7 separate regions of the Mus musculus genome follow, and all the other regions are linked to region 7. A link is a loop called in an ENCODE intact Hi-C map of the cell type or tissue named here. Cell type or tissue: left cerebral cortex. All regions are shown on one strand. Region 1 overlaps Btbd9 (BTB (POZ) domain containing 9). Region 2 holds the start of Mdga1 (MAM domain containing glycosylphosphatidylinositol anchor 1). Region 3 overlaps Zfand3 (zinc finger, AN1-type domain 3). Region 4 holds the start of Zfand3 (zinc finger, AN1-type domain 3). Region 5 overlaps Zfand3 (zinc finger, AN1-type domain 3). Region 6 has its middle 29 kb from the start of Zfand3. Region 7 overlaps Btbd9 (BTB (POZ) domain containing 9).

Region 1 (4,000 bases), 53 kb after region 7:
AGGCCACCTGAGGAAGTCCAGTGTGTTCCACCAGGAAATACAGTGTACAGACTGGCAAGGCCTCTCCCCTCCTAGGTGTGTCTCACTATAGGAGATCGCTGTGATCCGGGTAGTTGAGTATATGTTAATTTAAAATGCACATATTTTGCATTTGATTTCTACGGAGTTGAAATGTTGAGAGATTTAAAAAAAAAATAAAGTGTCTTCCATTGTTAAAAAAAAAAAAAAAAGAAAAGAAAAGAGGTAAGTCATGAGAATTGAGGTTTGATGACTGATCTAGGGGGTGCCATCTGCACCTCTGCTTGAACCTAACTGCTTGGGAAGCAACTGCTAACAGAATAAAGTATAGCTCCTGCCCTTCCATGATGAGGATCGGCAACTGGTATTTGTGGTAATTACGGGTTATTAGTGCCGTTAGCATCATCTTCATGCAATGAGCTTATTAAGACACACTCTAAAACTACAAAACAAACTGCAAGGGAAAGGAAAAGCCCAATCTATTCTCTCATGTTCTGATCTGCTGCTGCACACACAAAAGGAGCTCAAAACGCTATTATCCTTTAAACCAACAAAATAAAACAAAAAGGCCTAGATTCAATTGAATAACTCATGCATAAATGGCCATTTCTCAAAGGTCTTATTTAAAATAAACCACAGTGCTTTGGGTTTTTTTTTTTTTTTTTTTTTTTTTTTTTGGTTTGGTTTTGCTCTGGGCTTTTTTTTTTTTTTAACCCTAATAAGATTCTAAGTGAAAATAATAAATAATTTCTCAACTTAAAAAAGGCAACTCAAGAGGAGGTCTTAAGAAGAGAGATTTCATAATATATGTTGTTTGTTTCTAAATAGAACTGGAGCAAAACAAATAGGAAGTAAGAAAACAGAGCCCACACTATGCTAACAAAGCCTAAAATGATCTTAAGAGGAAGCAAGGGGTAGAAAAACCGAAAGCTCTATTAACATACTGACACAAAGCATACCTTGAACAAGGATTGCTAAGCAGCTCTTTGGAGCATTTTTCAAAAGAAAACTTCCCCCAATTGCTCATCACCATTAACACTGGGTGGCTGTGACCAACTAGAGCAGAGCAGTCTTTAACAGTGAGCCTCCTGCAGTATTCCTATAAAGGGCCCTTCCCACACGGGGAGTTAAGAGACCTAGCTCAGTGGTGGAATGCGCCCCGAAAGGGGGCAGCAAGGGCTTCTTCTAGATCGTGTGTCCTGCAGCTCCAGAGCAGAGCTGTTCTTTTGCTTTGCCAGGATTCATCTAGTCATTCACTTTATTCTGGAGGTTGAGCCCAAAGGCTTGTGCATGCTGAGGTGTTCCCACAATGCTGCACGTGCAGCCGAGAGCTGCTTCTGCATCTCCCGCCCAGTAATGGCAGCGTATGACACAGAGTTAGACCCTTTGCTTAAGAGCTCAGCTTTCCAATGCTCAAGTTCTGCATCTATACAACAATCTAGCCTCCCATGAGGCTGCTGTGAGGATCACACATGGGAATAAAGCATGCCTGGCCCACAAGAAGTACTTAGTATACATTCAGCTGCTCCCTTTCCTGCCTCCCCAGCCCTCTGACTTTCTCCCTCTATCCTCAGTCCCCCTTTCTTCTGGTTTTCTGACTCCTCATAAATATTCAGTGACTCTATCTGTTACTCTTTTACTTATTTCAAAGTTCCAGAAGAATGCCTGAAAACCTGATTTGTAAGAAGCCAGAATAACTACTACAGAAGCCCACGTGCCCTCTACTCTGCAGCCCATGACTCCTGAGTTAGCTGGCACACAGTGGGCACCCACAGACTGGGCATAATTAATGCTTCCCATCAGTAAGAGACTTAAACAGTACAAATAGTTTCACGTGCTATTTCACAAACCACAGACTTCAGAATAGTTTATATTTAAATACAGTTATATTTTTAAAATCATTTTAAATTCTCTTCTGCGCTAAGTAAAATTGTTATAATTTAGTGACACCATGTGGCTATGTTTTGCTTTACATTCTTAGAAAATAAATGTTCCCCTCCAGTAGGCTGTTCAGTGCTAGTTCAATTATGACATCAAAGTTACAAGTAGAGGAACAATTCAAACTGTGTTTGCTAAAATGGCTACTTCTTCAAAGTGGGACCCTTCCCACTCTTCCATGTCTAAATAGGGCATTTCGCAAAGGTTTGAGCTTTCTGGTCCTGTGAGAAGAGTAAGACTCAGCGTGACTGACTAGGGATCTAAAGCCTCGGGGTGAACTGCCCAATTATGCCAGTGTTTGCCTTTCAAAGCAAACAAATGTTCTGTCTGCCCAGTTAGTGGATGAGATGGGGCAGAGGGAGTGGAGGCTGACCAGACACACACATCCATGCACTGCTAGTGTGGCGAGGAGAGAACGCCCCATAAATAGAAACACTTCTCTCCTCATTTGCTGTACCTGTCCCCTAGATCTACAGCCCTGTGAAGGTACTATAATCTAATGAGAATGGGTGGGGGGATGTCACAGCCAATGACAGCAGGGAGGAGGGGAGACGGAATAGATGGAGGCAATAAAAGAGATTCAAGTGCTTTACCCCAACAAATGCTACAGTTTTAGTACACATCTAATGAGGCTCCCACAGAAGACTAGCTAATATGAACAACATTCTCCATATACCAAAGAAGGCCTACATGCTCAGAGCAGAGACGAGATCATAGCATCTCCTGTCTCTCCGCTTACAACACTACCACCCTGGCAACCTTACTCAAAAATACATGCCTGCTCTCAGTGACCCGTACTTATAAATTTGTGTATATGCTACTCTCAACTGATGAGTGCAGAAACCCTGACATCTATCAGTGTTACAAGCTCGGGACTGAGTACAGTGTAGAGCACAAAGCAGGTGCTAATTTGCTGAATGAGTAAGCAGTGAACGAACGAACGAACGATCGAACGAACGAACGAAGACAATTTTCTTTCCTGGGCTAGTGAAGCATGCCTAAATCCCTGTTCTGAGTAAAAACAGAGCCCCTCTAGTGAGGTATTTATCATCACCGAAGGCCTCTAATGTAACCCCTGAGACTAGAAGACAGACTGGCAAATGTTCTGCAACACCCCTTCCTTTTTCTGCGACATACTTGACACATAATAATTTCTTGCTCTAAGAAAATGGGAATAAGGAGGGAAAGGAAACAGTAGTTATTCAAACAAGCAACGGGCATCAAAGGGAAGCATTGGTAGAGAATCAAGTGCCTGCTACAAGAAGCAAGACCTGTCTCATCAGGGGTGCGATCACTAATTCAACTGTCCCAACCTAGCCCACCACAGTCTGCCTAAATTCAACATTTGATTTCAAAGAGTTTCTAAAGGATTAGAAACATATGTAGCATTCTGTAGCATTGGGATTCTTTAGCATTAGCCCACTTTCCTGAGCAGGATATAAAAGTAAAAAGTATTTCAAAACACTGACAGGGGTGACTGATATTTAAAAATTAAAATTTTATTTTCATAAAGCATCAATATAACACTTAACTGCAGTATCAATTCACATAACACACACAAACACACACGGGGGGGAGAGAGAGAGAGAGAAAGAGAGAGAGAGAAGTCGTTATCAATGCAAAGTTCTTACAAGTGACACAGTGAGGTTTGGTCTGAGGATAAAGATGCACACAGATAAACTGCAAGTCGCTTTTCTTCAGCTCCAGCTGAGGGTTAAGGTAGGAGGAGCTGGTGTTAGTAAAACTTTGGTGCACATAGAACAGCACCACACACACACCACTCCTGGCAAGGGTTCAGAAAGGTCAGTCACTTCCTTCCACTCATCATCACTGAAGTGATAACTGTGGTGTGAGGCTGGCGCTTCCTTACTGCCAGGAGACGCAACCACCACCATGCCAGGCGGACGCTGCCAGGGTTACCCCGCACAGGCAGAGGCATGGCAGACCTAGTGTTATGTTATGTGTTTTCTCAGAACCAAAAATATACAAAACCTGCTGTAAACATTCAAAAATGAGCAAGCCATTAGTTATTAGTTATTAAGAT
Region 2 (4,000 bases), 570 kb before region 7:
CGCACCTCAGGAGGGTGTGTGAGCAAGTTACAGTAGCCACTTGAAGGTGGCAGTGACTGAGCTGCTGATATCTTTAGTGATTCCGGAGAACAGGAACTCTGAGGCCTCTGGTGTCTTCCCCTGCCTTGTTTTATAGCCCCCCACCCCCAATACATAAAGCTCAGCCTCTTGCAGCATCCCTCCCGCCTGCCTTTTCTGGCCTATGCCAGGGGCCAGGCAGTAAGAGACACACAAACTAATTAAGAAGCAGAGTTTGGCTGGATGCCTGGGCTGGCCTCACCAGGGAATTAAGCCCAAGCTGTTAGAGCCCAGGAGCGTATACTTTCCAGATACCCCCTCCCCGGGACGCTCCTTCCTTCTGCCTGGCACAGTGAGAGACCCAAGACCTGAAGCTAGTAGCCAGGGGATATGGCTTCTGTCACCCACACTGTCTGGGTCCAACACCCTCCACTCTCAAAGAGAATAATTAGATTCTTAGCCCCAGAGAAAGCAGGAGAATCCTGCCCACCCCAGCCACACATCATTAGAAAGTAACTACAAAGCCCACCCTGCGGTGAGCAGAACGCAAAGTCAGGGCCATGGGCTCTGGGGACTGACTGACTTTCTGTGCTGTGCACGTCGGGAGGATGACCCTGGGTAGTATTGAACCAAGGAGTCTTCGGTGAGGAAACCCGCGGCATGGAGTGGAGAAAAGGTGATCAGAATACTCCATGGCGCGACTGAGCTTGTCTTGGGCATCCAAGAGCAGAGCTGCGTGGCGGGAGGCAGGGTTTAGACACGTAGCCGGATGGGTGCGAGCCGTGTGTGCGTTTCCTGAGGACTGTGGCTGAATGTGTCTGTGTGTGCGAGCAGGCAGAAGGAAGCTGGGGCTGGGGTTCTGTGGTTGGGAACCAGCGACAGGAAGAGCTGGCTCAGGAGAGGTCTGAAAAGGGATGCCGAGAACAGTCGGCGCCTGGGCTAAGGGATGCCCAACAGCTCAGACCGCCAAGAAGCTAGAAGAGGCGATCGAGCCGCGGCCACTGCCCGGAAGGCGAGCCAGCCTCAGGGCCGCGGTGCTGGAGAGCTTCTCGCCCGCCAGCCGCGCACAACTCCGGATCGCTCATCGCCCGCTTCCACTCGGGAGGCTGAGCCGAGGGAGGAAAAGGATTCCGTGGGAACAGCTGCCCCAGCCCAGAGCTTGGGCTCTTCCCGGGTCTCCTGAGCTCACTGTATTATTCTCCCAAGACTTCCGGATCTCTCTAACCCCTGGAAAGATTTCGGAAAGCCGAGACCTTACCCCGGCATCCCCAGCCTCACACCAATAGCCTAGGACCGCTTCTTGGGCTCGGGAGCAGCCTGCTCGGTCTCCCGGCGCCCAGGCGAGGGCGGAGACGCGGCCATCAGTGCATCCACCAAGCCCCGGCAGCGCGCACTTTGAGCAAGATCTTGTAAAGTTTCCGGGCGGCTCCGCCAGGGTAGAGCGGGACGCTGGCTCTTACCATAGACTCCTTGTCCCCGACAGTGGAAGGGGATAAGCGCCAGAAGTAGAAGACAGGTCACCTCCATCTTCACGGCCAGTGCTTCATCCCCGCGAGGCGGCGCAGCCTGAGAGGCGGCGGGGGGCGCATCCGCCGGGGCACCGCTTTGCCCTCTGCGTTCCCTCCTTTTCCCTGAGTCGCGACGGAGAGGGCGGCGACCGAGACTAGGAGTCTGAGCAAGCCGCGACTCGGCTCTGTCCTCTTCCCACAGGGCGGCTGCCCGGGTGGAGACGCAGGGGGCGCTGCCCCAGACCTTGAAGCCTCTGCGCACCGGGCGCAGCAGCCAGCTCCCTGGCCCAGAAAGCTCGGCCACCGAGCAGTCCTAGGTCCCCAGGGCTGTCCACCGAGGGTGCTGAACGCGGGGGGACCTCTCTGCTGCGGCGGCCGCGCTCCGATCCAACAGGCCACCGATGCCTGACAAACTTGTCTTTTCCCCGCCCAGGGGACGCCCCTCCGCGGAGCCAGGCCAGGAGGCCCGGACTCTGCTTTGGTTAATCCGCTGGCTCCAGTCCTGCAGTAGGTGTGGAGGGCTCCGCAGCCCGACCCAAGGGAGCCGGGCTGGGCGCCCTTCCCGGAGGCGAGGGCGCCGGGTCCCGGTCCTCTGGAGCGCTGGAGCAGCGAGGACTAGGTTCGGCAGCGGGGCGAGCGCTCCGGGTCCCCGAGTCCGCGAAGTTAGCCGAGCCGCCGCCGAGGAATCCGGGGGAGGCGATCGCGTCCCGGCGCCCCCGCGGGAATCCAGAGAACGGTTCCAAAGCAAGAGGGACCGCAGCCAGCAAGGGAAAGAGGAAAGTTTGAGTCCTTTGAAAATAATTCGCGCTCTTGCGGAGGCCCGGGCTCAGGAGCTGCTGGCCGCCTCCTCTCTCCCCGCTCCTCTCCCGCCGTCTGGCCGCCGCCGTGGCATTCCCGGGCTCCGCGATCTCGGGAGAGCGGGGCTGCGCCGCGCCCCAAGTTGGGCGTCCCCGCCCCCCTCCCGGCGGCCTGGGCCCGAGAGGGCCCCAGCGGGCGGGGCCGGGCGGGCTCCGGGGCACCGCGGCCACTCCGGCTCCGGGGCCGCGGGAGCGCTCCGCTCGCTCCCTAACTTGGGCTTCGCTGTGCTGCTTTCTGGTCCCTCCGAGCTTTTCATTCCGCGCTTCCTCCACCTCCCCATCACCACCACCCCGCCTCCCGCTCTCCCTCCTCCCTTCTTCCCTCCTCCCATCTCCGCGATCGGTCTCTCGCTCTCCCACCCTTTGTCGCTCGCTCGCTCTCCTGTTTGATTCCCCTCCAGTTAAAAAAAGGGGAGCCAATTAAAGGCAGCCCAGCTCGCCCGGCCCAGCCTCTGTCCAATTTCCTTGCTTCCCCCAGGACCAATTAGAGAAAACAAAACAGGGCTGGGGGAAGCAGTCTCTCTCTCTCTCTCTCTCTCTCTCTCTCTCTCTCTCTCTCTCTCTCTCTCTCTCTTTCCCCGCCCCCCCCATCTCTCTCTCCCTATCTCCGCCTCCCCCACCAGCCCCCTGGCAGAAAAATGTCAGAAAGCAGCAATGGATCCATCTATCCCGAGGACAGTAGCGGGAACGTGGGTTCGGCGCGGGCTCTGCAGCCGCGCACTCGCACACGCTCTCCGCCCTCCCTTGCACAGCCCAGGCTGGCAAAGCCCTGGCCGGGTGCAAACGCTCGCCGCACGCTCGCCGGGCAAGCACCGGCGGCTGGTTGCTGGGACGCAAGCCTGCAGGGCACTGGACACTTAATGAATGTTTTGCACTTTGGAGAAGGTGATACTGGAGCCTAGGATCGGAGGGAAAGGCCAAGGCGTCTGCTTCTCCTAGACCAGAGCTGGCGCGAGAGGCGGTTGCCTGCTGTCGCTCTGCAGGGATGTTGGCTCGGCTTGGGAATCCCGCCACCTCCACCACCACTACCCGCCCCTGGCAGAGCCCCAGCCCCTTTCCAAGCTGCCTCGGCCTCTCCCCGGGTCGGGCGCCGGGGACGCTGCCAGAGGCACTGAGGAGGAGGACGCGCTTGCAGCTTGCAGTGTCCTAGCTGAGGCCCACAGGTTGCCAACAGGTTTGCCAGCAAGACCCCAGTGCCAGAGCTCCACAGGGACACCCAGGGTCCCCTTCAGCCCGCTTCTCTCAAATCCTGCCTACCCGTGAGACCTCAGGCGTGGCCAAGTGCCCTAGGGGTGCTCGCGCTTCCTGCAGCCAAGCCGGGAAGCCTGTCTCCCCCCACTTCGAGACTCCGTCACCTTAACCCGGCCCTCCCCGAAGCTGTGACCAAGATGTAGTTCCTTCCAGACGCCCTTGGGGAGGGGCGTGGGCTGGGCAGAGAGGCGCACGACCTCCCTGGCGCCTCCGATAGCGTCCTCCCTCCAACCCGGTCCTGCTAATCTTACCTGCTCCACCTGTCGCCGTTATTTATCTCGGCGTGAGCGCAGGGATTGTACTAGAGCGGCCCGTGGGAGCGCGGACAGCACAGCCGCAGCAGCTAACAAGCTCGGAGGTTAGATC
Region 3 (4,000 bases), 340 kb before region 7:
ATGAGGAAGTAGACCCAGAGAACTTAAAGGAACTTTGTTAGTTCACTTAGCTCCTAAATCTTAATGAAATGCAGAGTGGTTTGTTTGAATGTAAAGACTAAGTAGCTTGCATTTCTTTCCCTCAGCCTGTTTCTACTGGCAAGCACAGAGTGCACACTTTTCATTGACTTGGACTGAGCAACTTTAGGACCGCTTGGTGCTTTGGTCCTATTGGACAAAGCATGTTTTGATAATAGGAGATGAGCGTTCTGGTGTAGCTCTGCCCCTGACTGTCTGGTGTCTCTTGCCCTTGGTTGCCCTGCAGATAGGTGTGTCTCCTTCCACAGAGTATGATTTGCAGGACATGTTATCTGTACCACCAAACACTCAGCATGAGTCTGTAAAGCAAGGAGGCTTTACAGATGAGACAGTCAGATGCTGAGCAGAGGTTGGGGGATTCTTCATTGTTTTTATTCAGAAAACTTGACTGGCGAGGGACCTGTGCTTGTGTGTGAGGCGTATTTTAAGGCAGACATCCCTCTCTTTGTTGGGAATAGTGGATCTGATTGACGCATCAGTCACTGTTGTCAGTTACAGTTTAGTACTTTAAAAAGTCATGAAAACAGAGGTACACGAAGTGACACATATGTTAATGAGCTTGATTTAGCCATAGCATAGTACCTATTTTAGAATAACATTGTGTATGATAAAATACGTAACTTTCTCAATTTAAAATATTCAGAAAAAAATTGAAAAGTTTTACAGTGTATACTAGGCAACAAGGAAGCACTTTGGCAAGAAAAAAAAATAACCAAAGAGTAAGATCTGTTTCATATACTTATAGGAAAAATGTCATTGCTTGTGAAAAATAAGAATTAGGTCAGGACAAAATATAGCTTCAGTGTTTTAAGTAAGTGGTAGCTGCACTTGCTCTCTGCCCAGGCTTTGGTCTCTAGTATGTGTTCTCACTAGTAAGCGTCTCCATCAATACAGCAAAAGAAAAACTTTTTAGAGTTTTCATGATATTCACCAGTTGAAGACATCGTTATAATAATATGCCTTTTCCAAAAATTCATTGCTCAACCTGGTAGTTCTGCTAAAGCGAATGTGTACCCAAAAGAATTGAACCCTAAGTAGGATACGTGACTAAGTATGTGTGTGTCACTTTTAGCTCGGGGCTTCTGGGCCTTATTTCTGAATTGCGTGGTATCTTCAGCAATAGGGACTTAACTTTCACCCCTGGCTGAGGGTAACCTAGGGCAATCAATAGCAGGGGGCCGTGTGCTAGACAGCTCTGGCCAACAACTCAAAAGAGGGCTTCTCATGGTTGGTCCTGGGAATTTTGGTAGGTGGTCTTGAACTTTTGGAGGGAGTGCTGTCAGCCTAGATGAGAAAAGTTCAATAAAATTATAAATATGTATTTGTACAATGAGTTATGGCACATTTTGTTTTCTATGGCAGTATTCATAGCGGATCAAACTCTGCTCACGTTTAGACTGTGCTGTGAGTGGACTGTCTTTGTTTTCTGTTCTCTCTAGAAGCCTTCAGAGAAGGTTTAGTTAATCACAGGGCACAATTTTTGTGACATTTTACTTGTGGTACCTAGCACAATAATTAAAATATATTGCTTGGCTATTGAAACAATATTTTTTTTATTACAGAGTTAAAACTGTCGTCTGGAAAGAAACTCTATTATTTAAAAATGAATATTATTTGGTAAATAACTTAAAATTTAAAAGAATAGCTTCAAATGGAAGGATATTGATACATTGCTTTGTGGATCAGTTTTCTGACCTTTTGTCCTCTTGGATCTGAAAGACCATTAATACAAAGTTGAACTTGTGGGAAAATGACAAGAATTTCCTCTTAAGTTCTTGTTTTTGGGCAGGCTTGCATTTACCTGTGTAGTTTTGTATGTTGTTACTTTTGATGGAACACAAATGTTGCAATTACTCTACAGTGTTTTTATTCAGTAGAGAAGTGTTACCTTTTCTCTGTGCAAGCTAGAGATGTTTGAGGGTAAGAATAACCCAGCGCGTAGGGGAGGGAGGTATCCAGTGTGACTGACCTAAGAGATTTTTGCTAAATTGCTTTCCTGAAGGTTGGATCTTACTGTGAAATGTGCACCCAGCCCTTTTGTAGCCCTTTGTATTTTTGTATTTCTTCCTGGGCCCAGAGGAACATCAAGGGAGTTTTTGTGAAGCCAGCAGAGGGCGCATATCTGATGCTCTTGTACTTGAAAACAGGACTGAGTGAATTTTTTTGAAGCAACTTGAAAACAGGACTGAGTGTATTTTTAAGGGTTCTTCATCAAAGCTCCTCCCTTCCCTCAACATTCTTTTTTTTTTTTTAAATTGTGATTTAAAAAAACCATTGTGAAATAAAATCAGATGAAAAAATGTTTTAAAGGATTTGTTGTCAAATCTGACAGTTGGTTTTCTCCCTAAGTTGGAGAACATCAATTTAGAGACAAGCATCTTACTGGGTAGCCCTGGCTAGCCTGGAATTTGTTATGTAAACCAGTCTTGACTTCAAACTCATAGATATCCACCTGCCTCTGCCTCCCTAGTGCTAAGATTAAAAATGTGCACTACCACTCCAGGTCTGTGATCTAGACATTTTTAAAGAAAGAGTGAAATTGAACAAAAATTGTGGCTTATTCAAGTGGTATTTATTTTATATTTATGACATTTAATTAAAGAAGGGTAACTGCTTTTAACCATTTTAAATTAAATTATAGTAATGACTGTGCTTTAGTTCATGTTATGAATTTGAAGTTCAAACGGTATAGGGAACAAAGTTACAATTCTGAATCTTATTCTCTTTTTAAATTTTTTTTCCCCTTTATGTGTTGTGTGTTGGCTCAGGTGTCATTTTAGGAGCTTTGACCTACTTCCCCTGAGACAAGATCTCTCTCTGGCCTGGGCCTCACTGTCTCTGTCTCCCAGTGCTGGGGTTACAGGGTGTGGCCTCCCAGCTGCCGTTCCCTGTGGATTTCTGGTTCTAGGATTGGACTCAGCATCCTGTGCTTGTGATGCCCATGGATCTTGTGCTGTTAAAGGGAACCAAGTGCAGTGGTGGGGCTTGTTACACTGTTCAAGCAGATCTGCCCTTAACCCCCACTGAGTCTTTCTTAACCTGTCTTCTCCAGAGCGGGGGAAGAGTTTCTGGCATAGAGAAATTTAACCCTCTTTTAACCTTATAAAAGCGTTAAAAAACCCCATTAATGCTTATTTCAACCCAGAAGTGCTTGCTTTCTGGGTGTCTTAGGGTTTTCGTTGTTGTGAAGAGATACCATGACCATAGCAATCCTTATAAAAGGGCAACATTAAATCAAGCTAGCTCACAGTTTCAGAAGTTTAGGCCATTGTCATCTGGTGGGATGCATGTCTGCATGCAGCAGACTCGGTGCTGGAGGAGCTGAGAGGTCGTCTACATGTTGACCCGAAGGCAGCCAGGAGGAGGCTCTGGATCACACTGGCCAGACTTGAGCGTAGATATTTGAGACCCCAAAACCCCGCCTCCACAGTGACACACTTTCTCTAACAAGGCTGCACTTCTCCACTAAGACCACACTTCTAATAGTGCCACTTCCCATGGGCCAAGCATATTCAGACCACAAACTGGGGGTGTTTCTATTTGACCAGCTGCTGCTGGCTACTTTGTGTTGCTAATGCTGGCTGTGTAATTGCTTTCTCAGTTAGTACACAGTGTACCTCTTTTTCAGCCTAAATCAAGCAAGGCCTTGTCTTCAGAACCTTGACTGAAAAGACGAGAGTGATGGCTGGGGGCAGGGCCGAGGAAGTGCCCCACATGCACCATGGGCAAACCTTATGTACTCATGTACTGAGGGTAAAGACTCGGCATGGGGAGATGGAAGGGGAGCTGCTTGGCGTGGGTTGACCCTGCTCCACTCATTCAGGGGTTTGTAACAGATTTTACAGGTCAAGACGAGTAGCAGATCACCGGTTAGAATTGATCTAGGTTTGAGAGGATTTTTTAGAGTGGAAACTGATGACAG
Region 4 (4,000 bases), 450 kb before region 7:
CGAATATGGGTTAACTTCTCTCCGATCTTAGTCCTTTTGAAGACAGTTGTGTAAGAAGAGATACATATAGAGAATTGCTGGATTGTCCGATAATGGGCACAGGAAGGACCCAACTCTCCTGTGGTAGAGGTGGAGGGCATTGAAACATGCCACTGAAACAGTAGGAACATGCTGGGCCAGAGGGAGGAAGGGCTGTTGAGGCAAAGAGGATGGGCAGTCAGGGGAAATGATGCGAGAACAAGCAAGGTGCATTTAGGAAAGAACGACAGGGGGCTGACTTGTAGGGGACATGATGGAGAATGGTGGGTAGAGTCTTGGAGGAAGATAGAAGGCTAAGGATCTTACTTCCTGGATACAGGGAGCTTGAACTTGCTGGGAAGCCTCTTTGTATGAACCATTCTTGTCTCTAGAGGGATTAGACATCTTGGGTATTCAAGAAATGCTTGCTGAATTAGTGGCAGGCAGACAGGTGAGTGGTTTGTTTGTTGGGCAACAAGTACACTCACACCCAGCTTTCCTTTGGGTTTTCTCTTCTACAGAAAAGACAATCATCAAGAAGCCAATACAGAGAGATGCGAGTGGGGCAGGGGACTTCATCTTCCTGTTAGATTTAAAGGCTGCCTCTTTTTATGTGGCAATTCCATGAGTTGGAGAGAAGATTTGAGGGTAGCATGAGAATGAGGAATGCTGTATATGTTTATTCATTCCTCCCCCCCCCCCCAGTCTTGGTATGTCTATGGAGTCCTGGCTATTTTGGAGCTCATGATGTAGAGCACGTTGTCCTCAAATTCACAAAAACCTGCCAGCCTCTGCCTCAGGATGGCTGTGACTAAAGGCACGTACCATTATGCCCACCCAGCTCCTATGCACTTTTGACAGTTGTTCTATTGAAGGCGCGTGAATGTTCACAAAATCAGAATTAAACACTGTGGCGTTAAAGTTTTGTGATCATTGTCTTCCCTCAGTTGTACTGTTGCAAGGATTCTAAACTCAGTGTAATTCCTGGTTTTTAGGTATTTAGAGGCCATGAGAATGGATGTCAGCGGAAACAAACTCAGAGAATGCCCAAACTGATATAAAGGAAAGGAAAAGTACTATTTGGTAATAAAGTTAGTCTAAGTAATATTCTCTGGGGCTGGGTTCCCTTGGAGTTGAGAGGGTACATGGTAGCCTTCCCGTAAGTTCTGGACTTTTAAGTTGGCTCCAAACCCCTTAAGGTCAGGTCACTTCTCCAAGAGTTCTGGTGGACGTTTCTTTTGTGTTCAAATTAGTGATCGCTAGTGGACTATTCTGGTCACCGCTGACTGGAGAACAGAAAGAATTTAGGACTGTGGTAAGGAATATTAAAGAATTCTTTCAACGGCTCAAGTTTGGCCACTTATTAATGTCCAGTAGGGATCAAGTTAAATCTTCTCCCCCAAACCAACCATATTTACCCCAGGGAGGTTTTCCAAATCAAGATAGTGGGAGTGGACCTGGGGTACTCCAACTGAGGACATCAGAGGGGTGAAACACTTGGGCAAGTTCCTTCTGCCCCACGACTTGCTATCTAGAGATGTTCCTGAAATTCATTTATGGCAGGACGGAGGCCACTTTTCCGGGGGAACTGTCTGAGTGGGTTGGGAGTAGGGGAAATGGGAAGCGAGATTCTCCGGCGGCTGGCAGTTTGGGGAGGAACGCTTCGCGGCACTCATCAGGGGCGCGAGAACAGTGGCCTTGAAGACCCAGACGGCCAGCGGTGAACGCAGGACACCTAGGCAACTTCCGGGTTTGGAAACGCTCCACCCAGCTCTGGACAGACTACCAGGTCTCCAGGCGCATGCGCCGCCGCTCTGGGACCGACCCAAGTCACCCCAAACAACTAATTGGGCCCCCGGCCCGCTTGGGGCGTACCATTTGTCTCAGCTGGGGGGTGGAGGCAAAGCTCCCCCACAGGACTCTGAAACCCGCTCTCCTTCCTCAGCCAGGAGCGCAGGCTAGCTCTCGTAAAAGTCCTGGGAAGATGGAGGGCTGAGAGGCGGCTCGCACGAGGAACTCGGGAGGAGCACGCACCGCCCAGCCTCCGAGGCTCTGAACAAAGTGGCACGCCCGGATCCCAGCTGATCCGTCGGGCTCCGGCGGCGGCGGTGGCTCCCCCGGGCGAGACCATCGCGCCGCCTCGGGAGGGGTGTCCGCCTCGGGGAGGGGGCGGAGCGGCCATTGTCCGGTCAGCGCAGTCTACGGGGCGGGGGAGGGGATTACGGAGCGAGCGGGGGCCCGGGGCGTCACAGCCGGCCGCTGCGACTCCACTGCCGGCGGGGGCTACGGGTTCCTCCCCACCCAGCCCCGGACCCGCCAGCGCCGCCGCACGGGACAGCGCCGTGGCTGGGGGGCGGCGGAGAGAGCCGCCAAGGCCGCCAGATCTCCCCGGCTCGCACGGCCCAGCCCCTCCTCCGCAGCTCCCCTCCCTCTCCTCGCCGCGCCCCCCCCCTCCGCAGGCCGAGTGGTGCGGCCCGCCTCCAGCTGACCCGCCTGGAATCCCGGCTCGGAGCTCCGGACTCGCGCCCGCCTGCGCGCCCGCTCCCTCCCCCTCCCCCCGCCCCGCGCCCCCCGCCGCTGCCGCCGCCGCCTCCGCTTCCTCCGAGGGGGGCTCAGGCCCAGCCGCCGTCGCCTCCGAGCTCCGCCGCCGCCGCCGCCGAGCACCATGGGAGACGCCGGGAGCGAGCGCAGCAAAGCGCCCAGCCTGCCGCCTCGCTGTCCCTGCGGCTTCTGGGGGTAAGTGTGGGGGCAGGGGCGCGGGCTCGGGCCTCGGGGTGGCGGTGGGGACCCGAGGGAGGCCAGAGCCCCGGGAAGCTGGGCCGCGGAAGCCGGGCCTCGGGGGAGCGGGCGGGGACCGCGGCCTCGGCCTGAGGAGGGCTGCGGGAAGGGGACGCTGGTGGGGGGGGGGGGAGGAGGAAGAAGAGGAGGAATAGGAATAAGAGGAGCAGGAGGACCAGGACCGCTCGGGCCGCGCTACCCTCTGTGGGACTCGCTGGCCCGAGGCCGGCTTGGGGTGAGGGGCCACGGGTGAGCCGGAGGGACGAGGTGGCGGCGCTGGCACTTCTGACGGGGCAGGGTTGCCCCTTTTCCTTTTCCCTTGGCCTGTGGAGGCCAGTCCGCCTCCCCCTCATCTTGGTATGAGTTGGTGCCCAGCCATCAGGAGGGTATTTCCTCTGACTTTTTCACCTCCCCTCCTCCCTGCTGCTCCCCGGGAGATTTGCATCATCACTTCCTAAATTATATCTCAGTCCCCATTTGCTTTTAGGAAGCTGTTCACACGTCATACGTTTGAACAGATCCAGGGTCCAGAATTTGGGCTTGGGGTGTAAAGTTAAAAGGCATTGTTGAGGGTCTTACTTTTTAATCTAAAACATGTTTCAGGGAGTCTGTAAAATTACTCTGTCCAAAAAAACCCCTCCTCCACCACCACCACCACCACTACCACCACCACCACCACTATCACCATCATCACCACCATCATCATAACCACCAGCAACAACAAACAACAACAAGGAATCCCCCAAACAGATAAACACCCCTACCCAACTAAACCGAACCGAAAACAGAAACTTCTCAACAGAACCTCCAGCCAGCCTAGCTTGTGGAATGTGAGAGTTGCCTTCCTTCCTTGGCTCTCAAATTCTCTTTCCCTATTAAAAATTTTCTTTTTAAATGTTCACTACACAGAGTATAGAATTCCATGCCTCATTAGGGTGAGTTGGGGGAAGTTACAAATAGATTAGATAGATAGATGGGACCCCCCCACTCCTACCAGCAGTTATAGTTGGTCCTTGGAACACTTTGGGTTTTCTAGATTGTCACCTAACAAGCAATGGTCACAGCTCATGACTAGTTCTGTGTAAGGTTACTGGAGAGTTACAGCAGCTTTTGAGAGTCAGGCTTTTTATCCTTTTTAAAGATTGTGTTGGGATGTATATGAACGAAATTGGCTGTTTCTAGTGAAGATACCCTGGGAAGTAGC
Region 5 (4,000 bases), 250 kb before region 7:
GACGAGCAGTAAACACTGTTCACCCCTTGAGCCTGTCGCTGCTTTTGCTGGACGATGGCCCAACCCTGGAACATAATTCCTTGTTAGCTGAGATTTCAGTGCCATCTTTTCTCCTAGATGAGTATCAGTGAAGTTTGTGTCTAATTCTGGAAAGTACCGTTACTTAAGCAGGCCAAAGTCTGGATGAGGTCACACAACACAGGTCCTGGAGACAGATTCCAACAAGGCAGCCACTTCAGCTTCTCGTCTTGTTTGCCAGCAGGAGACAGAACACCACCCTGCGATAACAGCAGTGGAAACTGGTTTCTCTGAGCATCTTTTGGGGATGGGGCACAAGACAGGATTTCTCTCGCATAGCTTTGGAACTAGTTCTGTTGACCAGTGTAGCCTCAAACTCAGAGATCCACTTGCCGATGCCTCTCCAGTGCTGGGATTAAAGGTGTGCACCACCTCCCAGCCTCAGCCTGTCTGTTTGCTATGGTCTTGGGTTGTTGGCTCTCACGGTGCTGGGTGTTGTTGGCACTGCAGCTCTTCAGTCTGTGAGACTCAGAGCCAGGCTGCGGGGGAGCCAAGTCCCTGGGACAGGACCAGGAGGGCCTTGAGAGGGCTGGGCTGGGTTAGCTGAGAAGCTGCACCCCTTGCTGACTGACTTAGCACACCTCAGCTCTGCTGAGATGGACTTCACACAGCAGAGTTCAGAGACAGAAACAAAAAAGGTGATTGTGTTAGTGGGTCACTGGAGCACTCAGAAGACCCAGGCGCTGGCTCCCAACAGCCCCCTCCACACCTGTGAGTGAGGCATTCTTCTCATCCTCTCCTCCCAGTCTTGGTTTCCTTGGAGCTTGGGTTCTCAGACTCCCCTACTGTCTGACAGGCTGGATCTGGGCTGTGTGGGGGTGGCAGACAAGTCATATGGACTGACCCCCGACTTCTGACAGCTGCCCTTGGAGTTTTGCAAGGCCCAACAAGCCTCTTCCTCCTGGGTGCTCCCTCCACTCAGGCCAGCGTCCTCTTGGTCTGGGTCAGTCCTGGCCCTCGAGAGGGGGAGCTGAGTTAACACAGGACGGCTTGTGAGTCCTTGTCATTAATACATGGGGCGACATGCTTCTCTGTACTTGCCCTGCCAAGCTACAGATTAATCCAGGAAGAGAGGGAGGCTCTATCTAGATTTACAAGTTAAGGGGCCAGATTTATGTTAATGCTCTTGCTTCGATTAAATCGTTCTTCCCTAGAGCCGAGCTGTTGTACCAGGGTTAATTTTCTGTTGAATTTTGAGTAACTGACCAACATACTAGTGTGGTGATGGGAAGCGGGCAGGAGTGGAGGCTGTGTTGAAGTGACTTCTCCACTGTCCATCCACCCAGGTCATCTGTGACCCCACAGCCTCACATGCTGTCCTTATGTGGCTCTGTGGGAATCTGTGAGCAGATGCTTGGATTGATCACAGCAGTAGAAAAATAAATCTGTTGGCTCACACACATGTCCATTTCAGTCAGTGATTGGGGGGGGGGGGCTTTGTTAGCATTGTGTCCCTTTATGCTAGAAGTCATTCTCTTGTTTTTAGTGAGTTGTCTGTTAGATAAAGTTATTTATTGTCTGTCTTCATTGAATCCTATAAGAATGGAATGAGAATCTCTGCCTCCGTGCTGTTCTCTTTGGGGGAGGTGTGCAGCACATGGGCACACAGAGCACTCAGACACTTCAGATAGAAGTATCACCAAGGCGCAGAGAACTCACAGCAGGCTGCCTGGGAGGAGGTGTCCTGGACCAAGACGACAGTGTGGGCCTGTGTGGACAGCCAGTGCCGTGGGGTCCTGTGGTGTGGGCCTGTATGAACATCCAGTGTCATGGGGTCCCGTGGTATGAGCCTGTGTGGACAGCCAGTGCCTGGGGTCCCGTGGTGTGGCAGGAGAGTGGGGACCGCAGCGCCAAGCCAGGGGCTTGTTGGCCTTAGTAAGTTTATTATTTCTAGCACTGAAGGGTTTTTTAAGCACTGGAGTGACATCATCTGATTCACATTGTAAAAATCCCCCTGTGGTAGAGAAGCAGAAATGCTGGTGTGGAGGCCCTCAAGAATCCTCAGAGGCTGGTGGCCGTGGTGGCTTGGTCTCCAGGAAGTGTAACAGAAAGTGAGATGAGAGACTTTTGGTGATTGCTATTTATACAATTTGAAGTTTATTATATTCATATATTCCATTATTGTATTCAAAGAGGAATGAACACATATGAAATAAGTGCATCCTAAATGGTAACCCATATGTCCCATATGTCCCAAAGTCCTTCTGGATGCTGTGCGAGAGGGGCCTCTGGCCTTCAGCCCCCTGTGCCTGTTCCTTCAGCACAGTGCCCTGGTTCCTGCGGTGCAGCCTTCGCATGCAGTGGAGAACAGGGCAAGCTTGGGCCTGATTTAAGGGTTGTCTGCAGAAACCACTGTGAGAAGCAGAGGAGGAGAGGACTCCAGGATCTTACGTGAATCACAGCTGGGTGGGTAGTTGCCAGTTATGAGGCAGGAAAGATTGGGTCAGTCTCTGGAGGCTCAGGAGGACTGAGGTTCTGCTCTGAGCACGGGACTGCAGAGTCTGTGGGATCTGCAGTTTGAGATTGGAGCTCTTCTGCAACGTGGCTCAGCATTGGGTGCCTGTGGGACTTGATGCAGGGTCCTTGCTTTTCAAGTAGCAGCCAGTGAGGAGGAAAGCAGAAAGGTGACATCACCAAGCATGGGCAAGCACAGATGCCAGAAGTCGGGCTGGTGGCAGCTGCTGAGAGGAGAGTGAGGACCAACCATCCTCTCACACTCATGGTTGTCCCTTAGGTTGAGAGAACACAGTGGCTGTGACCTCTCCTCATTACTTTGAACGAAACTGGTTCTACCTGCAGCAGCAGGAGTGCATGGGAAACTATAGAAGCGTGGTTTTTTGGCTTCAGGAAGTGGAATAGCCAATGCAAAGCTGTGCAAGTAGCTTTAGAGCTGGAATAAGCAGCTGAAGACATCTAAGCTGCCATGGGAGTCGAGGGGCTCCTCTCGATGCAGCAAAGGCTGTGTGAGAGGCAGCCATTGGGGACTGCCCTGGAGGGCAGTGCAGTCAGCAGGATCCAGAGATCGCGCTAGGTTGGAAGCATCTACCTTTGACTTCTGTGAGGAGGCTTTGTCCACCTAGGAAGACAGTGCATGACAGAGGATTCTGGGAACTGCCTCCCCATGGCATAGCTCTGGGAAACGTGCGCTCACTATTGGAAGAGGATCCTGGGACTTAGAGACGGCCTGTGAGGAGCGGGGAAGGTACTTGTCTCAAGCACTGCAGACTGAGGTCGTGGAGAAGCAGAGGAGAAGGCCACCAGCAGGGTGGGGCTGCTTGTTTTGAAATGCATGCTCACCCAGCTGGTATGTGACAAGTTCACTGTCACTGCTGGGTGCTCTCAAACCTGAGGTGAATCTGCTGGGGAGGCCCTTGTTCTCTGCTTCTCGTTGGCCCACGTAACATTTGTGTGTTCAGGGTTTGATTGGGGAAACAGCAGGTGTGTGCTTTTACGTTAGGACCTCCGCGTGCTGGGTGACTTCTAAGGAGCTGTGGGCTTTTCCAAAGGGCAACTCCTCCTTTTCCTCGCTCGGAAGAGAGACCGAGGCGGCCTGCTTGGTGATCCACTGTGGCCCTGGCAGGTGACCTGACCACCCGGCCGATGCTTTTCTTCTGCAGCGGAGCACAGGCTGGGCTCGTGGAGCTGGACTCCGGTTCTGGTTCTTGGATAATGGCTTTCCTCTACCATGTGAAGCCAGGGCTGGAGGAGAATGTAAAGCAGGTCTTCCATTCCCGCACACTGCAGCCGCCGTCTGTCCGTGCATCTGTCCGTCCACGTGCTGGGGCTGATGAAATGAAGGCACTGAGATCTAATGCATTCAGCTTCAGATTCTGCCTTGGGCATTGAGTCAGTGGGTGGGGTATAAGCTGAGGGTTTCTGCTGATGCAGTGTAAGTGGCTAATGCTTTCCCAGAGCGAGGTGC
Region 6 (4,000 bases), 480 kb before region 7:
TTTGGGTTTTGTCTTTTTTTTTTTTTTTTTTTTTTAAATACTGCTAGGCTATTTCGAGGGTTAGAACTGATTATCCTGACAGAATTGGGATCAGCTATGAGTTGGGCCCCTGGGCACACCTGTAGGGAATTATCTTGGTTTTATGAATCGATATAGAAAGAGCTATCTTCATTTCGAGAGGGACCCTTCCCTGGGTAGGGAGTCTTGGACTGTGACATTAGGGATTCGGAAGAGCTGAGCACACATGCATCCGGCACTTGCTTCTAGCTGCTGATGCTTTGTGGTCAAGATGCTTCAGGCTCTTGATGTCCAGACTTGCCCACCATGATGGGCTGTGACCAGGAAGGGTGAGCTCCCTATCACTGGAACAGGAGAAGAAATGAAGAAGCTGGCATTTTAGATGTGAAACCGTTTATCCTGCAGATTGAAGACTCGGCCTTGGGAAGGCTGGTGGCTCTGAGTCCAAACTGTGGTTCCTCTGCCTGCCCGTTCTTTGGGCTTCAGCAGTTGAAGCTCTCTGAGGCTACATTTCCTTACCTCGGAATCTGGGAAGAGTACAGCTTACCTCGGGGGCACTGTCAGAATAGCCTAACAGACATAAATCACACAGCATAGCATGCCACACCTGCAACCGTGTTGGTTTTTCCTTGTTTGTTTTCTGCCCAAGGTCGCACAGCTAGCAAGCAGAGACACTCTGGAAACAGCTTTTGAAAGGAGGGGTTCAGGGGGAAAATACAAACCACATTACTCAGTGCCAGATTAGGGTCTGTGACAATGACTTTGCGTCTCTATACCCGTGCCACATCCTCGTACTTAACATACAGCTGGACAACAATCAATGTGTGTTCAATGAGTGAGTACAAGAAGGAACAGACACGCAGAAGGGCTCCCACCCAAAACTGCCTTTAGGAACCTTGTTTCAGAAGACTCAGTGGATCAGAGACTCTAGTGGTTAAAGGGGCTTGCTGCCAACCCTCATGACCGGAGTTCAATACTCAGGGTCCACATGGTGGAAGGAGAGAACCAATTCTCAGGGTCCACATGGTGGAAGGAGAGAACCAATTCTCATATGTTCTCTAACCTACACACACATACACACATACACACACACACACACACACACACACAAATGCAAAACAACTGGACAAACAAGCAAGACCCCAAACTTATTTCAGGCTGACATCCAGGTATAATTCCCTGGGATGGAGAAGCTTGCCAATAACCCCCCAGTGGGTGTTATTTTCTGGGATGGAAAAGGTGTTATCTGCCTCATATCTGATGAAACAGGTCACAGATTGGCATCAGGGAGCAGGGAGAAGGTAACTGGCCACCTTGAGTACAAGCTGGTCCTAGTGACTTGTGCCTAAAGGAGATCTGGGGTGGATGTGGAATAACAGACAGGAGCTGTTGCCAGAATGTACACCTCAGGCCCCTGCCACCTCCCTTCCTCTGTTGCCAGGAAAGCCCAAGTTTGTGGGGACTGCCTTGAAACCAGGCCAGGAAACAGTCTGGAGTTTCTTCCTGCCTCCTGGAGACGGGGTTTCTTCTGCAGCTCTCTCCTGTCTGGGGGTGACTCATCAGTTGTGGTGTCCTCCATAGCAGAAGAGGGTTCCAGAGAAGAGGGGCCGCCCGGGGCATATCCATCTGCTGAACAGCCAGTGCTGGCAGTAAGGCCTCTGGGCTGTTTCAATTGTGACCACAGGGGGGCGAGAGGGAGCCAGGCCCAGCGGCCCGGCCATCTGGATGTTCCTAAGCTGGGAAGAGCCCTGGACTAAGCCTGCGGAGGCGGTGCTGATGCTTCTTGGGCCTCCCAGGAGCTCTGGGCCTCCACTAAATCTGAAATAAACTCTGCCTAAAATCAGGACTAGAATCTCTCATTTACAGAGAGATTCCTAAATCAGGGGAGCGTACTTGCTCGATCTATCTACTATTGATCTCCTGAAAGCCTTAAGTCAGCTTCTTCCCTTATCATCAGGTCAGTCAGGGACTGAAGACTGTAGCTACGGTGATTAAGGCTTTGCCTAGCATGCACGAAGCCCAGGGTTCCAGCCCAAGCACTAGCTAAGCTGGGTGCGGTTAGTACACATGCTTGGATATGCTCACAACCTGCATTTTATATGTACATATATTTGAGGCAGGGGTATCTTTTTTATTTATTTATTTATTTATTTGATTACTCGGACTTTGTTTTGCTTTCTTGTTTGTTTGTTTGTTTAGATGGATTCAAATAGCCCAGGCTGGCCTCCATGGGCTTTGTGCCTGGGGGTGGCTTTGAACTTCTCATCCTCCTACTTTGACTTCCTCAGTGCTGGGGTTACAGGTGTGTGCCACCATACCTGATTTAAGGGATGCTGAAATGTGCTAGGCAGGCTTGCTAACCTTGCTTGTGTCTGTCCCTCACCTGGATCATAGCCCACGGTCATATCAGAGCTGTCCCCATGTGAGGTCAGAGGTCGACACAGGCTCTCCACAGCCTTTGGTGCTTCGCCTTGACTTGTCAATAATCTCCATCACACCTCAAAGTAGATGATACTGAGCCTCAGAGATATCGATCGAAGAATCCAAAGCCACACAGCTAGAAGAGTGTGGTGTGTGCTCCAGAGAACATAGCCCCTCCATTTCCCACACCCAGTAAGACCCCCGCTCCCACCTCCCATCACAGCCATCTGCTTGCAGCAAGCAACTTGACCTCTGTCCCCCACCCCTCCTTCAGACTGGGGGACTTCCCAGGGAGAACAGAGTCTTGCCTAATTGCAAAGGCTTAAGCGTACAAGCCTTTGCTTGAAAGTGATTGAGGCTTAACTCCAGGAACCAAGTCCAGCACGATTTACTCTGAGTATCTGTTAATCCCTCTGCCTGGCCTAGAGAGTGCTACCTGGAGTGATACCCAAGGCTATGTGTGAACATGTCCGTCCCCCCACCCCCAGCTCCTCTCCTCCTTGACCTCTGCACTCCCACCCCCAAGCCCAGTCCCTTTCTGGGACTGCAATATGTGTTCACCAAGACTGTCTCGAGGGCTGGTGAGATGGCTCAGTGGGTTAGAGCACCCGACTGCTCTTCCGAAGGTCCAGAGTTCAAATCCCAGCAACCACATGGTGGCTCACAACCATCCGTAACGAGATCTGACTCCCTCTTCTGGAGTGTCTGAAGACAGCTACAATGTACTTACATATAATAAATAAATAAATCTTTAAAAAAAAAAAAAAAAAAATCCAAAATTTAAAAAAAAAAAAAAAAAAAAGACTGTCTCGAAAGAAGGAACACCAGTCCAGATGTCACGGCTGACACCTTGGGATTTGACGGCCTCTCAAACTCTCTCAGGAGTCTCCATCACTTAGGGCCTGGCTCAGACTGTGTTGCGCTTGACCTCAGGGTTCCCTTTATCTGCAGCTCCAACGGTGTTCTAACTTACCTGATAGATCCTTGTCCTTCTGATTTGGGGTTCTCAGAAGGGAGTTTTGCTGATGCTCTGGGCTCTGGTGCCCACTCTGCAGAGACACCTCAAGCGGCTCCCTGGTATTCTCTATGGCGAAGGCTGCTCCTGTTGCCTGTCTTCTTTTTACTTTTATTTATTTTTGAGACAGAATGACTATGTAGCCCAGGCTGAGCTCCAACTTGTGTCAATCCTCCTGACTCAGCATTCCAATCCTGGCTTGGGTTGCAAGTATGGGTTACTGTATCTCATCTGTGGCAGCTCTTCTGCAACAACCGAATCTATGATTCTCTGATGCTCATCTCTGCACATGGCCATGTAGAATGTGTGTGTGTTGTATACATATGTGTACATGTCTACCTATGTTTTCCAGTACATGCATGTCTGGAGACCAGAGCTCTACCTCTGGTATCGCTATTGGTTTCCACACCTTTTGTGGGGATACGTTCTTGTTGGTTTATTTTGAGACAGTGCTGCTCTGTGTAGTTCTGGCTGCCTTGAAACTCACTCTGTAGACCAGGTTGGCCTTGAACTCACAAAGCTCTGCCTTTCTTTGCTTCTCAAATG
Region 7 (4,000 bases):
GTTCTTCAGCTGTCGCTATAACAATCAAACCAACACTCCCTCATGCCGCCATGACAGTCAACATATCTCATTCATCTCTTCTCTGTCCGGTTCCATTTTCAATCCTGTTTATTGTCTTTCATGTTGAGAGACTACTTTCCAAACTATGGGGAGGGTAAGACTATCATGAAAGAAGCTTTTTGGTCAGGGTTAAATTCCCACTAAAGTAAAATTCCTTCACTGCTTGCTTTGTCATGGATAACATGGGAAAAGAATAACCAGATCTCATTTAGAGGAAAACCCACACACAGAACAGCCTAAGGCAATGTGTAAGGCAGAGAGAAACAAAGGCCAGACTTCCCACCAGAGACCCCACCAGGCCTCCAGTATCTGTTGCCATTCAGCCGGTGGGCGGGCACCTTTTACAGGAGGAAGATGGTGGGAGGGCTGACAGTTACAGGAGCAGGAGACTGGAGCTGTACCCTCCATTTCCAGCAGTAAAAGGGGGCTGACACGTCCACCTACTAAGACAGTGTGTGCAAGGATCAAATGCAGAGAAGAGCTCCAGGAGCAGAGGAGGGAGGTAACATAATCTAAACCCTGCATCACTCACTCTCCAGCAGCCTCCTTCAGAAGCTCCTCAGCTTCTACCCGAGAGCCAGCACACTGTGGTTCAATTAGCGGTGACACCGGACAATGATACTTTGTGGGAGAGCTTGTGTGTGCACAGGTACACAAACACACAGCACACAAACAACGTAATACTTATAGTATGGTAAGGAAAATTACAATGTACACAAACATGAATTCATTAAAAACCTGTTAACCCTCAGTGTGCTGAAAGACTGCATTTTCCGTACAAAATCACCTTTCAAGCTTTCCATTTAAAATTTCATTCCCAAAATATTGCCATGCACATAAAAATTACAATGATATAAAAGTATGATAAACAGTTGATGAACCTTGTTTATAGGATTTTGGAAAACCTAAACAATTTAAATGTAGAATTTTATCTAAAAATAAGGAGATATTTATGTACTTTAGCGCTTAAAATTTCTTCGAATTATGAACAAAATCTCCAGAGTTTAGGAAAGTAAGATAGCTTGTTTCGAGCTAACAATTATTTTGAGAGAGCAAAAGTTTCTTTCTCCAGCACCTGCAGAAACAGTGTTTACTGAGAAAGAATGACTTGTGTCTACAGACAGAGGGCTGTAATGGGCAGTTTTGGTGGAACACATCACAGCAGTGCAAGCCAGCTGCCACAAACCTGTCGTCTGGTTTTGACTTGGACTCATCTGATTTCTGAGAGCAGTCAGAGCTTGGAGAACAGCGGGGCATTTGCTTTGCTGACTACTGAGAGTCAATGGTGGCATGGGCTGGGCTCACAGGGTCCTCCGGCAGGATGCCTGAGAAAAGAGAGTTCTCATTCGTCTTGCAGGTGCCAGGATAAGGGCTGTCACATGGGACATTCCTTCTCTCTGTTTAAATACTGAGAGTAATTTTCATTTAAGAAGAACAGTACTATGAACCTCCTTCATTGAAAGAATGAGTTTTAGCAGAAAAGGACCTCCAGTTAACCTAGTGTAGCCGTAGTTACACTGAATGCAAATTTAAAATAAAAACAGAGTGTGGAATGGGGGGGAGGGGGCAGGGCTGAGGACAGCATTGACTTGTGCCAGCCTGGGCTTGACGGAAGCCTCTCTGTAGTCTGATCATGCAATGAAACTGATTTAGTGGTTTTTGTTATAATTAGTCACATTAATTAATGCTAAAAAACAATGTTAACAGTATATTATTTTCATCTAGTTAAATAAAGGATTATACACATTTGTGTAAATTACACAGCATTAAACATTTAAATAACTTGAAATGAAGCCATTACTGTCATTCAAACAAGTTTCCACAGCTAAAGGCTGAATGTTAAGTATGAACGGATTCAGTATTACAAGAATATGAATCCTTTATCTTTGAAGAAAAATGAGAGTTGATGACTTCTCCCTTGAAAAAAGTGGTTTGCAGTGGCATAGCGCCCTCCAGTGGCCAAGTGTTCAAAATGCAAGTCTCAGAGGCCACTGTTCCATTCTTTTCACACTGAACAAAGGGAGTAACATGAGCGCCTTTATTTATTTATTTATTTATTCATTTATTTATTTAATTTTTTTTTTTTAAAGATTTATTTATTTATTATATGGAAGTACATTGTAGCTGTCTTCAGACACTCCAGAAGAGGGCGTCAGATCTCGTTACGGATGGTTGTGAGCCACCATGTGGTTGCTGGGATTTGAACTCTGGACCTTCGGAAGAGCAGTCGGGTGCTCTTACCCACTGAGCCATCTCACCAGCCCTATTTATTTATTTTTAACACGAGTGCTTATCTCGTCACATTTATCATGTCATACTATCTTCCCACTGTTACTTTTCCCTCACAAAATTTAAACCTCTTTATTCAAATCTCATTTGTTCCTTCTAAGACAAGCTCTGAGGGACAGGAGACAGACAGAGCCTCACACGGGTTCAGGGCTTCAGGAGAAGCGAGTGGATCCCTCCAGTCCCAGGCCAGTGGCTGGCCTTCTGCAGTAGAAACTGACAACTGACTCCTAAACGTTCAAATTTAAACAAGATCATAAAAATCACGGGACACTCTTCTGTTACACAACCTGTGAGCATTGTAACAGCAAGTTAGGGTCATAAAGTATCCGGTACTCTCTTTCTGTGTGTCAACAGTTTTCTAGAGCCAAATAGTTTTCCTGAGGTGGCAGGAAGCAGCTCCCTCAAGCTAATACAAAATGCTTCTGATCCCGCCCCCCAAACATTGATCTTTCATAGTCAAAGGATCATACTTTCATTCACAATAAGAACCAAAATGAGTAAGGTTGTTATAACATTCCCAGTTTTCTACTCATAAAAAGCCATAAGGCATGAAAACACTGCCCCAGATCATAAATCAAACAGTTACTGAGTAGAATGAACTAGGCTGTTTTCAAGAGAATAATACAAATTAATGATTTTCCTCTTTTGTTTATGCAAAAAATATAAAGCTTTGAACATGTTGGAAAATAGTCAGTCTTGTCATAGGAACCAAGGATGCAGTGCTACAATGACAGCAACAGTTCAGGTCCAAACTCAGACCGCTCTGTGGCGAGCAGAAAGTCTTCATCTATGTACAAGGAACAATGGGTTCCCATCTCATGCCAACACTGAGGGTTCAATTTCACAATATAAGAGCTACATCTGGCCCTACCACCTCAAACATGCACAGAACATCTTCAAAGATGTCAGTTCTCTTCTCTGGCCCCTCTGACGACTGAAAATTGCAAAAGACCCATCGCACAGGGAGGGGCACTTGAGGTGGAGTTAGTGGACTGGGAAGCACTCAGCGGAACCAGTGAACCTCCTTACAGCGGCTTTCTATACAAGTCCAGCCCTTTACTGCCCCACACTGAAGAGCCGGGAGGTTGCGGTCTGTTTACTTCACTCACCGTACACAGAAGGGCCGCTGGCATGGGAGTGAGTCTGAGTGAGGCTGGCAGACAGGGCCTCGCTGACCTTGCAGGGACATCTGGAAAGTAAGGACACTGAAGAGGAGGAACGGTAGCGCAGCCCCACGGGATGCTCACAGGGAACAGGATGTGCTCAGGAATAAAAATGCCTCACTTAAGCCATCTCAATTACTTCACCTGCTTCTTCCTAGTTACGGGTTTAAAGCGGGATGACAGAAGACAGTAGGGGAGTCAAGCTTCCCAACCTTTGAGCAGGGGGAGCTGGGCATGAGTGTAACCTCAAAGGACACAGCACACGGAGGACACTGGAAAGGAGCCTCACACCCTGTATGACAATGATAAAGCAAATGAGCACCATGAGGTGAAAGTGACCTACACCGGACTCTGTCAAGCTTGTGGCAGGCAAGCAACCTCACAATGACCTCAACTGTAGGATGAAAAATGGCCTTCACGACTGTCATTACTTTGATTCTTTCCTTTTAATTAATATCTTAAATAATAGTAAAGGTACTATAAGACTT

Evidence for each region. Peaks named below come from ENCODE experiments on the same cell type or tissue, not always from the same donor. Only the 100,000 strongest peaks of a DNase experiment are listed, where the experiment ranks them.
Region 1: it touches region 7 in a loop (2.8-fold over the local background); 4 of 42 quality-filtered maps call a loop at or near these places.
Region 2: it touches region 7 in a loop (9-fold over the local background); 15 of 42 quality-filtered maps call a loop at or near these places.
Region 3: it touches region 7 in a loop (3-fold over the local background); 22 of 42 quality-filtered maps call a loop at or near these places.
Region 4: it touches region 7 in a loop (2.5-fold over the local background); 2 of 42 quality-filtered maps call a loop at or near these places.
Region 5: a loop joins it to region 7, with 3 times the contacts of the local background. A loop is called at or near these places in 4 of 42 quality-filtered maps.
Region 6: it touches region 7 in a loop (9-fold over the local background); 19 of 42 quality-filtered maps call a loop at or near these places.

The regions. Positions count from the first base shown.
Region 1 is chr17:30,506,040-30,510,039 of GRCm38, forward strand. The region is part of intron 6 of Btbd9 (BTB (POZ) domain containing 9); the gene reads right to left. Among named protein-coding and RNA genes, the nearest start is that of Btbd9, 68 kb to the right of the region's middle. In left cerebral cortex, a CTCF peak has its summit at 1,968 (motif pointing left); DNase peaks (open chromatin) are centred at 1,396, 1,755 and 1,969; H3K27ac peaks cover 885 bases.
Region 2 is chr17:29,885,969-29,889,968 of GRCm38, forward strand. It overlaps Mdga1 (MAM domain containing glycosylphosphatidylinositol anchor 1), which reads right to left and starts at 2,610. Exons shown (of 17, transcript NM_001368423.1): 1 at 1,479-2,610. The coding sequence starts at 1,545. It overlaps Gm41559 (a long non-coding RNA gene), which reads left to right and starts at 3,933. Exons shown (of 3, transcript XR_003952341.1): 1 at 3,933-4,000. In left cerebral cortex, a CTCF peak has its summit at 1,761; DNase peaks (open chromatin) are centred at 327, 890, 1,112, 1,406 and 5 more places; H3K4me3 peaks cover 4,000 bases; H3K27ac peaks cover 2,164 bases.
Region 3 is chr17:30,112,772-30,116,771 of GRCm38, forward strand. All of the region lies in intron 2 of Zfand3 (zinc finger, AN1-type domain 3), which reads left to right. Among named protein-coding and RNA genes, the nearest start is that of Zfand3, 110 kb to the left of the region's middle. In left cerebral cortex, CTCF peaks have their summits at 2,173 (motif pointing right) and 3,570; DNase peaks (open chromatin) are centred at 2,169 and 3,625; H3K27ac peaks cover 1,349 bases.
Region 4 is chr17:30,002,555-30,006,554 of GRCm38, forward strand. Zfand3 (zinc finger, AN1-type domain 3) reads left to right here and starts at 2,485. Exons shown (of 6, transcript NM_001356265.1): 1 at 2,485-2,754. The coding sequence starts at 2,684. In left cerebral cortex, no CTCF peak of the experiment used is centred here; DNase peaks (open chromatin) are centred at 1,854, 2,078, 2,449 and 3,174; H3K4me3 peaks cover 2,862 bases; H3K27ac peaks cover 2,287 bases.
Region 5 is chr17:30,199,940-30,203,939 of GRCm38, forward strand. The region is part of intron 5 of Zfand3 (zinc finger, AN1-type domain 3); the gene reads left to right. Among named protein-coding and RNA genes, the nearest start is that of Zfand3, 200 kb to the left of the region's middle. In left cerebral cortex, a CTCF peak has its summit at 2,044; DNase peaks (open chromatin) are centred at 469, 1,768 and 3,894; H3K27ac peaks cover 2,713 bases.
Region 6 is chr17:29,974,243-29,978,242 of GRCm38, forward strand. No RefSeq gene overlaps it. Among named protein-coding and RNA genes, the nearest start is that of Zfand3, 29 kb to the right of the region's middle. In left cerebral cortex, a CTCF peak has its summit at 1,702 (motif pointing right); DNase peaks (open chromatin) are centred at 1,716 and 2,679; H3K27ac peaks cover 235 bases.
Region 7 is chr17:30,453,033-30,457,032 of GRCm38, forward strand. All of the region lies in intron 6 of Btbd9 (BTB (POZ) domain containing 9), which reads right to left. Among named protein-coding and RNA genes, the nearest start is that of Btbd9, 120 kb to the right of the region's middle. In left cerebral cortex, a CTCF peak has its summit at 2,020 (motif pointing left); DNase peaks (open chromatin) are centred at 482, 2,009 and 3,660.